2 separate regions of the Homo sapiens genome follow, and region 2 is linked to region 1. A link is an interaction called in ENCODE POLR2A ChIA-PET data of the cell type or tissue named here. Cell type or tissue: Caco-2. All regions are shown on one strand. Links, peaks and the distances in the headings refer to the core of each region. The heading gives the core; the rest is flanking DNA.

What was found. ChIA-PET counts read pairs that join two places held together with the same protein. Peaks named below come from ENCODE experiments on the same cell type or tissue, not always from the same donor. Only the 100,000 strongest peaks of a DNase experiment are listed, where the experiment ranks them.
Region 2: POLR2A ChIA-PET joins it to region 1 with 6 read pairs; 3 of 35 experiments call an interaction of 5 or more read pairs at or near these places.

Annotation. Positions count from the first base shown.
Region 1 is chrX:30,746,879-30,749,795 of GRCh38, reverse strand. No RefSeq gene overlaps it. Among named protein-coding and RNA genes, the nearest start is that of GK-AS1, 30 kb to the right of the region's middle. In Caco-2, for the core only: no CTCF peak of the experiment used is centred there; a DNase peak (open chromatin) is centred at 1,235; H3K4me3 peaks cover 1,003 bases.
Region 2 is chrX:30,639,858-30,642,774 of GRCh38, reverse strand. No RefSeq gene overlaps it. Among named protein-coding and RNA genes, the nearest start is that of GK, 12 kb to the left of the region's middle. In Caco-2, for the core only: no CTCF peak of the experiment used is centred there; no DNase peak of the experiment used is centred there.

The sequences.
Region 1 (2,917 bases), core at 223-2,722:
TGAAACCAATATGGCGAAGGGACAGCTGCAATCTCATGTTCATTGCAGCACTATTCACAACAGCCAAATATGAAAACAAATGTCTGTTGATAGATGAATGGATAATGAAATTGTGATATAAAGGAGTATTTTGGTACAATATGGTTCAGCCTTTAAAAAGAAGGAAATCCTACCATTTGTGACAACATGGATGAACCTGGAGAACATTATGATAAATGAAATAAACCAGACATAGAAAAAAAAATATATATATATACTGCATGATCTTATTTATGTGTGGAATTAAAAAAAAAAAATTCAATACATAGAAACAGAGGGTAGGCCGGGCGCGGGGTGGCTCACGCCTGTAATCCCAGCACTTTGGGAGGCCAAGGCGGGAGAATCACTTGAGGCCAGGATTCAAGACCAGCCTGGCCAACATGGTGAAACCCCGTCTCTACTAAAACTACAAAAAATTGGCCGGGCGTGGTGACCGGCGCCTGTAATCCCAGCTACTCTGGAGGCTGAGGCAGGGGAATCGCTTGAGGCAGGGGAATCGCTTGAACCAGGGAGGCAGAGGTTGTGGTGAGCCGAGATCGCGCCACTGCGCTCCAGCAAGGCTCTGTCTCAAAAAAAAAAAAAAAGAAAGAAAGAAAGAAACGGAGGGTAAAATGGCGGCAGCGGGGAGCATGGGGAAAAAAAGTGGGAGGAAGCACTTCAAAGGGTAAAAAAAAAAAAAAAAAAAAAAACAGTGGATTTGAACTCCTGTTTTGGTCAACATTTGACTTTTTAATTGCTTACCAGATATGAGCCTTTAAAATATCTTCATCTTTTATTTTGTGCTGACATCCATATACTTAGTTCTGGTTGTTCCTGAGGCCCAAGTACATCCAATCTTTCTTCTACTTAGCTCAGTCTCAGAACACACAGGGTCGTGCAACAAATTTTCTTTGTTTTAAGCTTTTAAAAAAAAAAAGCAGCTAAGTAGGTAGCTTTTACTGCGTCACTCCCTCCTTTACGACAGTGGCGTAAAACCAGCATTTATTATCTCCTGATAATGTGGGTCAGCTAGAGGACTCTGCGCTGGGCTGCCTTAGTTGATCTCACCTGCGCTAACTCATGCATTTGTGGTCAGCTGGCAGCTGGGTTGTCCAGAGGATGACCTCACTTATGGGCCGACAGGTGGTTGTCTATTGGCTGGGGTGCTGTGGAGGTGGGGGAGCCACGTTATTTCTTGTTTTCAGTAGGCCAGTTCGCCTTCTCCCCGCGGCAATTGCAGGATTCTGTTTGCTGCTAGAGAGGGCAAGCCTCAATGTGCAAGCACTTTTCAAGCTTCTGATTGCATCACATTTTTTAGTGTCCCATTGGCCAAAGCCAGCCACATGGTCAATCCAGGTGCAAAGGTTGGAGAAATAGACTACACCTTGGGAAGGGAGGAAAAGAATTTTGATAGTTTGCAATCTACTATAGCTAGTTCAATTTGGATTTCTGTCACTTGATCAACTACTGATAGAAGCTATTTAAAAATGGTTGAAGTGGGCCAGGCGCGGTGGCACAGGCCTGTAATCCCAGCACTTTGGAAGGCCGAGGTGGGCGGATCACCAGGTCAGGAGTTCGAGACCAACCTGGCCAATATGGTGAAACCCCGTCTCTACCAAAAATACAAAAATTAGCCGCGCGTGGTGGCCAGTGCCTGTAGTCCCAGCTACACGGGAGGCTGAGGCAGGAGAATTGCTTGAACCTGGGAGGCAGAGGTTGCAGTGAGCCGAGATCACACTACTGCACTCCAGCCTTGGTGAAAGAGCGAAACTCCGTCTCAAAAAAAAAAAAAAAAAAAAAAAAAAAAAAAAAAAACCAACCTGTTAAGGTGTTAGTGTGGAGTGATGTTTACAATCATATATCATTGCCACAGCAATCACTTACAACTAATCAGGCAAATTTTACGAGACATCTATTTCAAGTCTTTAAACCAACAGTAACTTCAAAGCAATCCCCTACTGGCATCCTACTGGCATTTCAGCTGGGTAATCCCATTTTTAAGGACTTTGGATAGGATATTTAATTAATGATCTCGGAGACACACATTGTATATATTTCTTCTTTGTCCTGAAACTACATCCTTTGCAAATCCAGTTGGTAATACTCCAAAGTGCTTTTCTGCTAGTAGGCTGAGGGACAGTTCTATAAATTCTCAGCTGTGGAAAAGACAATAACAGTTCCCTGTTGCAATAGCAAGCGGTTCTGATTACTTTGTCACACTTCATGTGAGTTTTACCAGAAATGCTGTAGGCTTAAACTGAAAACTCCTCCCAAAGTGGTACAAGTGGCTCCACATATATTTAATCTCCCAGCTCAATAAAACATTCCTATTTCCTGAAGCATTGATGCAGCCATCTGGAGCCCAAAATGACCAGACAAATGGGCAACATTGGTTACTATTGCTTCTCCTCAAGGAACATTAACTAAAATGTCCTTTTAAAGTAAAACATCTGGACCTATTTATCACTATTTAACAATGTGAAGGGGGTTGCTTCCTAAACAGAGTATTGCACTAAGATGCTAAGTATGCATCAAAAAAAACAAAATTCAAGGAGAGAATGACTACAAACATTTATCTTTCCCTAAGACTTAGAACTCTGTCAATGTCGTGTATGGCAAAAAGAAAAGAAAAATCCCCAAAAGTCTTTGAGTTTTCAAAATAAGGTTAAAACTTGCCACTAGATTAGATTCTACAGAAACATATGTAATTTAATGGACACTGAGCCATTCTCTGCCCCAAACACATGCACGCGTGGACGTGCGCACGCGCACACACACACACACACATACACACCCCTTACCAAATTCCTGAATGAATCTTGACTTTTCTTCTGAGAGAGACCTCCTTGGCTAGTCCCTGGTTCCTAAGAGATGATGGTTCTTGAAGGCTTTTAAGTAA
Region 2 (2,917 bases), core at 301-2,800, 110 kb after region 1:
CTTGCTTAGTCCCCATCCACTCTGAGTCTACGCTTGACCAGGTGACTCGCTTTGGCTAAGGGGGCAGTAGTAAATATGACATGAGCAGAGGGTTAAAATGAGCTTCTTCAGTAGAGCTAAGGCTCCTTTGTAGTTCTTTTGGGAATCCTCAAACCACCATGTGAAGAAGCTTGGGCTAGCCTGTTGGAGAATGAGAGACCCCATGGAGCAGAGACAAGTCATTGCCACTGAGGCCCTACTAGAAAAACCAGCTTGACAATCACCAGACATGTGAGTGAGGCCATTCTAGAACATGGAGTCTCAGCTCAGCCAGCCTAGACTAGAAGAGCCATCACAAACATCACAAATATCCCATCTATCACAAGACAATCCACAAAATTGTGATCTAAATAAAATATTCTGTTGTTCTAAGCCCCTAAATTTCAAGATTTTTTTTGTTTGTATTTTAAGTTCCAGGGTACATGTGTGCAGGATGTGCAGGTTTGTTACATAGGTAAACATATCAACCCATCATCTGGGTGTGAAACCCAGCATGCATTAGCTATTTTTCCTGATGCTCTCCTTCCCCTCACCTCCCTGACCAAAAGGCCCCAGCGTGTGTTGTTTCCCTCCCTGTGTCCATGTGTTCTCACTGTTCAGCTCCCACTTATAAATGAGATCATGCAGTGTTTGGTTTTCTGTTCCTGCATTAGTTCCTGCATGAGAATAATGACCTCCAGCTCCATCCATGTCCCTGCAAAGGACATGATCTCATTCCTTTTTATGGCTGCATAGTGTTCCATGGTATATATATACCACATTTTCTTTATCCAGTCAATTATTGATTGGCATTTGGGTTGATTCCATGTCTTTGCTATTGTGAATAGGGCTGCAATGAAAATACTCTTGCCTGTATCTTTATAATAGAATGATTTATATTCTTTTGGGTATACACCAGTCAGGAAAAGCTAAGTGGCACATGTCCCACGTGCACAGTGAGTTCCATTTTCCACTATGTGAGGGAATATCAATTACATACCTGGTTGCCCATCTTTTCTCTTCTTCCATTATGGAAAGTATCTTAGTCAATTCTTCAGTTGCAAGGGAAAAAAATATTCATGTAAGTTAGTTAAAAACCAAACTCTGTGTGTGTGTATGTGTGTGATTGCATGCACACGAGCACAGAGGCATGTGCTGAGTGGGAAGTAAGAGATGGTTTTGATAGTAAAACAGAGAACTTTTTTTTCTTTTTTAAGACTGAGTTTTGCTCTTGTTGCCCAGGCTGGAGTGCAATGATGCGATCTCGGCTCACTGCAACCTCCACCTCCCAGGTTCAAGCGATTCTCCTGCCTCAGCCTTCCAAGTAGCTGGGATTACAGGCATGCACCACCACGCCTGGCTAATTTTTGTATTTTTAGTAGGGAAGGGGTTTCACCATGTTGATCAGGCTGGATGGTCTCGAACTCCTGACCTAGGGTGATCCACCCGCCTTGGCCTCCCAAAGTGCTGGGATTACAGGCATGAGCCACTGAGCCTGGCCTAGAACAGAGAACTTTTTAGACACAAGATCAGCAGCTCTGCCAGGCTTCATGTTTGCAGGCGCTGGGAAGCCCCTGAGGACTGAGTCTACTCTCCACAATTTCTATTCTTCATTCCCTCTGGGACTCTTTTGAAACTTTTTCAGCATCCATTCTGTTTTCCTACTTCACTCTGAAGATTGGCTTTCTCTATTTATTCATCAGGCTGTACAGGGTTCCAAATGACACCTCAGTCTCCAAGTCTAGAAGACTCCATCCTTTATTGATTATAATCTGTTTCCAAATACAAACCCTCAAGAAGATCTGACTGGCTCAACTCATTTGCCTACTACCTTTAGTCAAGTAGCCACCCCTGACCTAGTGAGAAGTGGTGACATGGGACAGATGGGGTGGGCAAGAAGATTTTATACATCTGTTGGTTGATTGGAGTTCTGCAGATATAGGCTGGGCTCAGATGGGTATTGCTGCTTCAGGCTATGCTAGCTATGATGGCCTTTTTTCTCACTGTGGGTTGCATATTGGGTAGAGTGGCTTCCTCTGTGATGTTTTCTTCTTTGGACCAGTGAGATACCTTGTTTTGGGGTATGTTCTTCTCATGGTGATGGCAAAAGTGCAAGAGAACAAGTAGAAACATGTAAGCCTATTAAGGCCTAGGCTTGGCCAGGCGCCGTGGCTCACGCCTGTAATCTCAGCACTTTGGGAGGCCAAGGTGGGTGGATCACGAGGTCAGGAGATCGAGACCATCCCGGCTAACACAGTGAAACCCTGTCTCCACTAAAAAATACAAAAAATTAGCCGGGCGTGGTGGCGGGCACCTGTAGTCCCAGCTACTCGGGAGGCTGAGGCAGGAGAATGACATGAACCCTGGAGGCGGAGCTTGCAGTGAGCCGAGATTGCGCCACTGTGCTCCAGCCTGGGCGACAGAGCGAGACTCCATCTCAAAAAAAAAAAAAAAGGCCTAGGCTCGAAATTGTCACACTGACACTCCCTTCAGATATCATTCTCTAAAGCAAATTACATGGCTAGGCCCAAAGACAAGGGGCAAGGAAGCACTCTTAATCCATGATGAGACCATGGCAGTGTCTGCATGAAGGTAGGGCTGAAGAATTAGGGCCAATAATGCAACCTAGCACACCTTCTTTTCAGGTCTTGTGTTGGGAACAGGCCCCCAAATCTGGCCATAAACTGGCCCCAAAACTGGCCATAAACAAAATCTCTGCAGCACTGTGGCAGGCTCATGATGGCCATGACGCCCATGCTGAAGGCTGTGGGTTTACCGGAATAAGGGCAAGGAACGCCTGGCCCACCCAGGGCGGAAAACCACTTAAAGTGTTCTTAAGCCACAAACAATAGCATAAGCAATCTGTGCCTTAAGGGCATGTTCCTGCTGCAGGTAACTA